Regions from separate parts of the Homo sapiens genome. Here region 1 is linked to region 2. Evidence: chromatin contacts called from ENCODE Hi-C or POLR2A ChIA-PET data. All regions are on one chromosome and are shown on one strand. Each heading gives the region's core, a stretch centred on a gene start or an enhancer-like site at or near the end of the contact. The rest is flanking DNA. Distances are from core to core; before and after follow the strand shown. Region 1 overlaps LOC643339 (a long non-coding RNA gene). Region 2 holds the start of LINC02413 (long intergenic non-protein coding RNA 2413).

Region 1 (4,108 bases), core at 533-3,032, 310 kb before region 2:
AGAGAATAATAACAATGATAATAAAAGTGAATATTTGCAGAATATTTTACTATAAGTCAGGCACAGTTTATGCTCACTGTCTCATGTAAAATTCACTGTATGCCTATTCAGAAAATTGTAATATTTTCTTTTCTTTCTTTCTTTTTTTTTTGAGATGGAGTCTCTCTCTTGTTACCAAGGCTGGAGTGCAATGGCGTGATCTTGGCTCACAGCAACCTCCACCTCCCAGGTTCAAGCAATTCTCCTGCCTCAGCCTCCCGAGTAGCTAGGATTGCAGGCATGCGCCATCTGGACCAGCTAATTTTGTATTTTTAATAGAGATGGGGTTTCTCCATGTTGGTCAGGCTGGTCTCGAACTCCTAACCTCAGGCGATCCGCCTGCCTTGGTCTCCCAAAGTGTTGGGATTAAAGGAGTGAGCCACCACGCCCGGCCAATATTTTCTTCAGTTTGCAGATGAGTAAACAGAAGTTTAAAGAGGCTAAGTAGACCAGGCACGGTGGCTGACACCTGTACTCCCAGCACTTTGGGAGGCCTAGGTGGGTGGATCACCTGAGGCCAGGAGTTCGAGACCAGCCTGGGCAACATGGTGAAACCCCGTCTCTACTAAAAATACAAAAATTAGCCAGGCATGGTGGCAGATGCTTGTAATCCCAACTATTCAGGTGGCTGAGGCATGAGAATCGCTTGAACCCGGGAGGCAGAGGTTGCAGTGAGCCAAGATTGTGCCACTGCACTCTAGCCAGGGCGACAGAGTGAGACTCTGTCTCAAAAATAAAATAAAATAAAATAATAAAGAGGTTAAGAAGATGGCTTAAAGTCACACAGCCAGCAAGTCGGGGGAGCTTAGTCTCTGTGACACTATCACCCATGCTGTAGACCATCACCATCTGATAGAAATAATGTGAGCCCCATATATTATTTAAAGTGTTCTAATAGCCACATTAAAAAGTAAAAAGAACCATGTGAGATTAATTTTAATAATATATTTCCTTTAACCCAATATAGCCAAAATATTATCATTTCAACATGTAATCAATATAAAAACTATTAATGAGACAGTTACTTTTTTTGTGCTAAGTCTTTGAAATCTGGTGTGGATGTAACACATAGCACATCTCGGTTTGGAGACTAAATTTTCATTGGAAATACTTGGTCTGTATTTAGATTTCATAAAATTTCATAAAATTAGATTTTATAAAATTTAGGTTTCACAAAATTTACAGTTGAAAAAGTAGATTTACATATCAAAGTTATTCCAAACATATGCAGAAATTCTCCAATAACTAAATTATGTAGAAGTTCTTCAATAACTAAATCTGGTCCAAGTTTTCAAATTAAAGTTTAAATTAATTACAATCTCCTTTCTCTGTCACTGTAGCTATATTTTGAGTGCTCAGTAGTCATGGCTGAGTGCTCTAGAACATTCTGTTACCCTGCCTGAATTATTTCTGTTAAGGGCTGAATCTCAAGGGGAACAAAACTTATGCCATAGCCAGAAAGAGGGAGAAAATTCGTGGAAGTGGAAGAAGGGTCAGCCAAGGGTCAAGAGAAAAGACCTTCTTTTTGGCTGCTATTAGGGTTACAGTAAGTTCTAGAGTTTTGGTAACTAGGGAAGGAAGCTAAAAGTGTTTTCTTTCATTTCTGAGAATACGTCATGTGTATATCTTACTAAACCTGGCTTTTCAAAGAAGGCTATGTCTTGATCTAGGAAAGATTAAAGCCAAATGAAAATAGCACTGAGCTCCTGGCAGAATAGCTCACCAGCTGAGCATGTCCATGAGGTCACAAGCTCTGTCTGTGTAATGGTTAGTCACTCAGTAAGGGGTCCAAGTCAAAGCTAAACCCTCTACCACAAACCCTGGAATGGAAAGGATCTCATATTTATTCTTGTCGTAGTTGTTTGTGGGGATCCCTGGGTTATGGAATATGTCTCAAAATGGCAGAAATTACACCTCGGTGCCAAGCAGTAGTTCCTGATCTTTTAAAATTCAAATCTATTTTACAGTAATAAATAATGTTATGATCCCCTCTAAGGAACTAAAGTCATTATGTTATTTCTGCAAAGTAGTTAGGAAATAAAGAAATTATTTTAGGTTTTTAAAAATCAACTTAATGCCAGGTGCAGTGGCTCATGCCTATAACTGTAGCACTTTGGGAGGCCAAGGTGAGAGATTGCTTGAGGTCAGGAGTTCAAGACCAGCCTGGGCAACATAGCGAGACCTCATCTCTACAAAAGAAAAAAAAAAAAATTAGGGCCTGGTGCAGTGGCTCACGCCTGTAATCCCAACACTTTGGGAGGCCGAGGTGGGCAGATCAACTGAGGTCAGGAGTTTGAGACTAGCCTGGCCAACATAGTGAAACCTCATCTCTGCTAAAAATACAAAAAAATTAGCCAAGTATGGTGGTAGGCGCCTGTAGTCCAAGCTACTCAAGAGGCTGAGGCAGGAGAATCACTTGAATCTGGGAGGCAGAGGTTGCAGTGAGCTGAGATCTCGCCACTGTACTCCAGCCTGGGGCAACAGAGCAAGACTCCGTCTCAAAAAAAAAAAATTTTTCAAAATTAGCCTGACATGATGATGGGCACCTATAGTCCCAGCTACTCAGGTGCCTGAGGCAGGAGGATTGCTTAAGCCCAGGAAGTTGAGGCTGTAGTGAGCTATGATCATGCTGCTTCACTGGGCAAGAGTGAAACTTTGTCTCAAAAAAAAAGAAAAAATCAACTTAAGAGAATTATGTTTTTAAAGATTATATTGAAGTATGTCTTAATATGTTCTGTAATAATACTTATAATGCATATAAACACCAGCTTTAACTTTTCCTTAAACAAATGACGTATGCTACTTAATTTACTCTAAATAGATTATATAAAAAAGCATGATTTAGGGTCGGGCGCAGTGGCTCATGCCTGTAATCCCAGCACTTTGGGAGGCCAAGGCTGGCGGATTACTTGAGCTCAGGAGTTTGAGATCAGCCTGGGCAACATGGCGAGACCCCGTCTCTACTAAAAATACAAAAAAATAGCTGATGTGGTGGCATGCATCTGTGATCCCAGCTATTTGGCAGGCTGAGGTGGGAGGATCGTTTGAGCCCAGGAGGCAGAGGTTGCAGTGAGCCAAGCTCCTGCCACTGCACTCCAGCCTGGGTGCAGAGCAAGACTCTGTCTCAATAAATAAATAAATAAATAAATATATAAATAAATAAAGCAGGACTTGACAAGTGCATATTACAAATCACATTACATCTTGTTTGCTTTGGAGACTAGATGTATATTAAAATGTAGACTTAGATTTAACTATTAATATGTTTTACAGCACCAAAAATAATGGCATTCACAATCTGATGGTTGGAATTCTTGCATTTCGTGTGCTTAAAAAATGTAAATCATCACTTTGATTTGATTATTTTTTGTTTTTTACTTCTCCAAGAAGAGGTAGAGTGATGGCTTTGTGCCCTCACTATATGGCAAATACCCATTTACACAGAGGTTAAGAAAGTGGGATTTGGAGTTGATTGTCCGAGTTTGAATCTGACTCTGCCACTGACCAGCTGTGTGACCTTGAGAAGTTACTTAAACTCTCTGTACCTTGTTTTCCTTGTCTAAAAAAGGGACTCTAATAATAGTACCTATCTCATGGGGCTGTTGCAGGATTACACAAGTTCACATCTGTAGGGGACTTAAAACAGCTTTTGGCGTATGGGAAAGGCTCAGTAAATGTTAGCTCTGGTTTATTTCCACATGGATATTCCACTTAACATTCCAAACCGAAGTTATCAGTTACTTGCACTTTATGCACTTTCTATGTAAACTAGTGTTACTATCAAGAACTTTATTACCCTAAAAGCCCATGATTCAATTTTTCTTCCACTTATCTCCCTCATCTAATCACCCAGCAAGTGCTGTCTGTTTCAGGTCTGGTTTCTCCAAGCCATTTGCTCTTCTCCCTCTCTTTGATCATTGCTTCTTCACCGGTCTTTCTTTCTTTTCTTTTCTTTTTTTTTTTTTTTTTGAGATGGAGTCTCACTCTGTCACTCAGGCTGGAGTGCAGTGGCACTATCTCAGCTCACTGCAACCTCTGCCTCCTGGGTTCAAGCGATCCTCCTGCCTCA
Region 2 (3,896 bases), core at 337-2,836:
GTGGTTACTATTACAACATTTAAAATAAAATGTGGCTCATATTATACTGCTGTGAGTCAGTGTTGTCCTGGATAGTAAATAAATGACTCAAGCAAAGAGTGTATTTGGTTTCTAGTAGGGTGGTCTTCATCATCAGGCAGACAGCAGATGTTAGCTAATTTACTAGAGCAATTGCAATTTAAACTCAGAAGTAATTTAAACAATACAGAGACCTCCTGGGATGCTTGGACAAGTGGAGAGTATTTTTGTTCTTGTATTTGTTATTTTAAACTTTCAATGATATATTGGTAGACTGAGGTGAAACTTTTCATATCCACTTCAAAGACAGCCCTCAGTTCTTTAGAATGTAAGATAAGAACAATAAATCTTGAGGTGAAATGATAGAAATAAGATCAATTTAAATAGTAGGGGGATCTGATGAAATGCAGTTAACTTAAGAGCATTCCCTGGTGTCCAACATCCATATAAAAAAGGTCACCATTTATGGAAATGCAAGGTAGTAAATATTACCTCCCAGGCATCAACCTAAGAATTGAGTGAGGGATTGAGATTACTAATAATTAAGACAAAAAGTATTATTTTGCACTAGCCCCCATCTGCTGATTCTCGGAGCTTTTCCGAATCTTTCTTGATGACTTAAGATGGCTGTGGGGATGACTGTGAATGAAACCTGAGGAATTTTTTTGCCCCACATTTTCTCTTGGTTTCTCAATCCTGTAAGGGCTCCCGGTCTTTTCCAGGGTATTTTAGGACCACAGATTGCCACCTATGACCTGCCTGTTCTACACCTGCTTCCTTGACTTTGGTGGAGTTGTCACTCCTCACAGCTGCTGCCTTCAGCAAAACACTCTCACCTTTGGGTGCCAAAAGCAGAGCAGTCCTGAGCTTCTACAGCAGCCTGTCCCCCTCTACTGAAAACTAGCAACTTTCTAGCTTCTTGTTTTATTGGGTTTTTTTTTTTTTATATTTATATTAACTTTATTCCTAACAGCCAGAAACAGGAAACAATACAAATGTCCATCTACTGGCGATAAACTAATAAACACACTGTGGTATATCCAAACAATAAAATACTCTCCACAAAAAGGAACAAACCACTGATAATATAACAGCAAAGGATGAATCTCAAAAGCACATGCCAAGGAAAAGAAGTCGGATGCAAAATACTGTGGTGGAATACTGTGCGGTTCCACTCAGGTGATGCTCTGGAAAAGGGAGAAGTACATGGATAGAAATCAGATCACTGGTCACCAGGAGCTCAGGCTGAGGGGAGGGGACTGACTCCAAAGGGTCACTAGGAGGCTTTCTGGGGTGATGGAAATGTTCTGAATCTTCACTGTAGTGGCTGGTGATTGCATTTCTCAAAATTCATAAACTGAATACCTAAAGAGGTGAATTTTACCATATATAAATTATACCTCCATAGAACTGGGTTAGAAATCTTATTTGCACAAACATTCTGAATTATCAGAATGTTTTTTATCCAAGGTGAATATCACCTGTGGTCAAGATCTTCTCACCAGGATGGTCTTCTTGCAGTCCAAGACCCAGCTACAGTCACTATGTCCGGAGTGGGTTTTTTTTTTTCTTTTTAGATGAAGTCTCACTCTCCACCATATGAGGACACAGCGAGAAGGTAGCCACCTGCAAAACAGGAAGATAGCCTTCACCAGGAACAGAATCTGCTGGCACCTTGATCTTGGACTTCGCAGCTTCGATAAGTCTTCTCCGCCTAATGGTCCATTCCCATTTCCACTGATGGACCTGCAGCACTCGCCCTCCTCCACTCCCAGGAGGAACCTCCCCCACGGCTGCTGCTACAGGACTGCTTGACTTCTTTAGGCTGCTCCATCAGGATTCACATTCCCCAACCCACACAGAACCTAGCCAGGGCCTTCCTAGCTTCTTTCCTTCCCTTCTTTCCTGAGGGGAAAGTCCACCTTGGGTTTAAATGGCTTAAGACTGGGCAATAAGCCTGATCTCACTCTCAACCTTTGTCTACATCATGCTTATGTTTTGACAAAGTGGAATTTTACCTGAAGGTTAAGAAAGCCCATTGCCCTTTTACGTTCTGGAAAATGACTTACTGCAAGGGGCCACCCTTCCCCGTATGACTTAGACAAGTTTCATGAGTGCCCCTTTGTCTACTGATGACAAAACTAGATAGGGATCTTCCAGTCTTCTGTTTTTGACCTCCTAAATGACTAGCTGAACTGCTTGTCACCACTGATCAATCAGAACAAAATGCCTGTTAGCCAAACTTTGGTTAAGCTTCTCTCCTTCCCCCAGGCCCCTGAGCTTTGGCCCTCCATAACCCAAGCCAGCATACAGCCTCTTCTTAGGGACCCCTCCCCACAAATAGGCTGGCCACCAGGTAGAACATTCTCTGATCTACTGTCCCATGAGGTCACTCTTTCATTCCTCCTTGAATTAGCATAGTGATGTCACCTTCCTGAGCCTTTTCTTTTTGAGACAGAGTCTTGCTCTGTTGCCCAGGCAGAAGTGTAGTAGTGTAATCTCAGCTCACTGCAACCTCGGCCTCCTGGACTCAAGCAATCCTCCCACCTCAGCCTCCCAAGTAGCTGAGACTACAGGTGCCTGCCACCATGCTTGGCTGATTTTTTTTGGTACTTTTTGTAGAGACAGGATTTCATCATGTTGCCCAGGCTAGTCTGGAACTCCTGGGTTCAAGCAATCTGCCCACCATGGCCTCCTAAAGTGCTAGGATTACAGGCATGAGCCACCGTGCCCAGCCCTGAGCCTTATTTTCACTTCAATACCAGACATTGCTAAGTGGCAGTTGCTGGGCCAGGGTCAGCCCCAAATTTTCTTTATTCAGTACATACAGTATTGGAAATATTTATTTTAATCAATTACCACCATTGAAAAAAAATCAGGAGACTTTACGTAAATCTTTTGGCTTCTCTTAAGAAACAGGATCCGGAAACATTGTTTCCACCTCCTTGTAAGGTGACAGCACTCATAACTGGCCTGCTTTGCTCATTTTCGTGACCTGCCTGGGTTTTGGCTTTATGTTAACCCTAACCCCTGGCAGAGAGTGCACAGTTCTCTCTCATATAGTTGTTATGAGGTCCAAATAAAATAGTGTATAAAGTAGCTCCCAGTAAGAACTGAATCATTATTACTTCTCCCTTTTTAGTTGCTGAAATTCAGGTTTGTGAGCTTACGTTGACTTTTAAGCATCTAAATAGATTTTCCATTTTACATAGATGAATAATGATTAAAAATAGCAAAAGTAGGATTAGATGAACACCTGGGATGAAGCAAATCCTTAAAGGAAAATAATATGATCTCAGGATCTTGAAAACATGTTTGCAAGATACATTTTTCCTTGAGATTAAAATCTTAGACTTTTGTTATCTCTTCCAAATGAACCATTTAATCAATGAGACAGTTTATTGGACAAATAGATGTTTTCCTTGCACTGTGCCAAAAAACAGATTTGATTGATTTTACAATTAAATTGAGGGAAGTGGCTGATAGTTTTTGCAAACTCATTCCTTGCCCTTTATTGATTTTTGTTTAAAGTTTAGCCATTGAACATTACAATAAAGTAACTAAGCAAGCCACCTTGAACTGACAAAACAAGGGCACTCACTAAGTGAAAACACCACACATAATGATAAGACCTGTCAGAGCACTTATGGATTCTGCATCTGATCACTGGAATATGACGTCTAGAGTACTAGGATTAAGAATCTCAGCCTTGAAGTTAAAAAAAAAAAAAAAAAAAGGACTCTTAACCTTTTCCTGGCACAGTGGCTCATGCCTGTAATTCCAACACTTTGGGAGGCCAAGGCTGGAGGACTGCTTGAGGCCTGGAGTTTAAGACCAGGCTGGGCAACATAGTGAGACCCCTCCCCTTCCCATCTCTA

What was found. A loop is a pair of places that touch in the nucleus more often than their neighbours do. ChIA-PET counts read pairs that join two places held with the same protein, here RNA polymerase II (POLR2A). Pooled maps may share reads with other maps.
Region 1: a map of ascending aorta shows a loop between it and region 2 (3-fold over the local background). The contact joins the enhancer-like site here to the promoter of LINC02413 in region 2. A Hi-C loop is called at or near these places in 3 of 168 maps with a recorded cell type or tissue (Caco-2, Calu3 and ascending aorta), 7 of 37 single-sample maps with no recorded cell type and 9 of 50 pooled maps. POLR2A ChIA-PET finds 5 or more read pairs at or near these places in 4 of 52 experiments (AG04450, OCI-LY7, T-cell and 1 more).

What each region holds. Positions count from the first base shown.
Region 1 is chr12:93,300,450-93,304,557 of GRCh38, reverse strand. All of the region lies in intron 2 of LOC643339 (a long non-coding RNA gene), which reads left to right. Among named protein-coding and RNA genes, the nearest start is that of NUDT4, 75 kb to the left of the region's middle. RefSeq lists enhancers at 1,353-1,402, 1,423-1,482. Within about 2 kb of position 1,782, at least 5 of the 41 ENCODE cell types and tissues checked have a DNase peak (open chromatin) inside an H3K27ac peak, as active enhancers do; they include ascending aorta, where a contact is called at or near this core.
Region 2 is chr12:92,988,435-92,992,330 of GRCh38, reverse strand. LINC02413 (long intergenic non-protein coding RNA 2413) reads right to left here and starts at 1,586. Exons shown (of 4, transcript XR_945212.3): 1 at 1,521-1,586.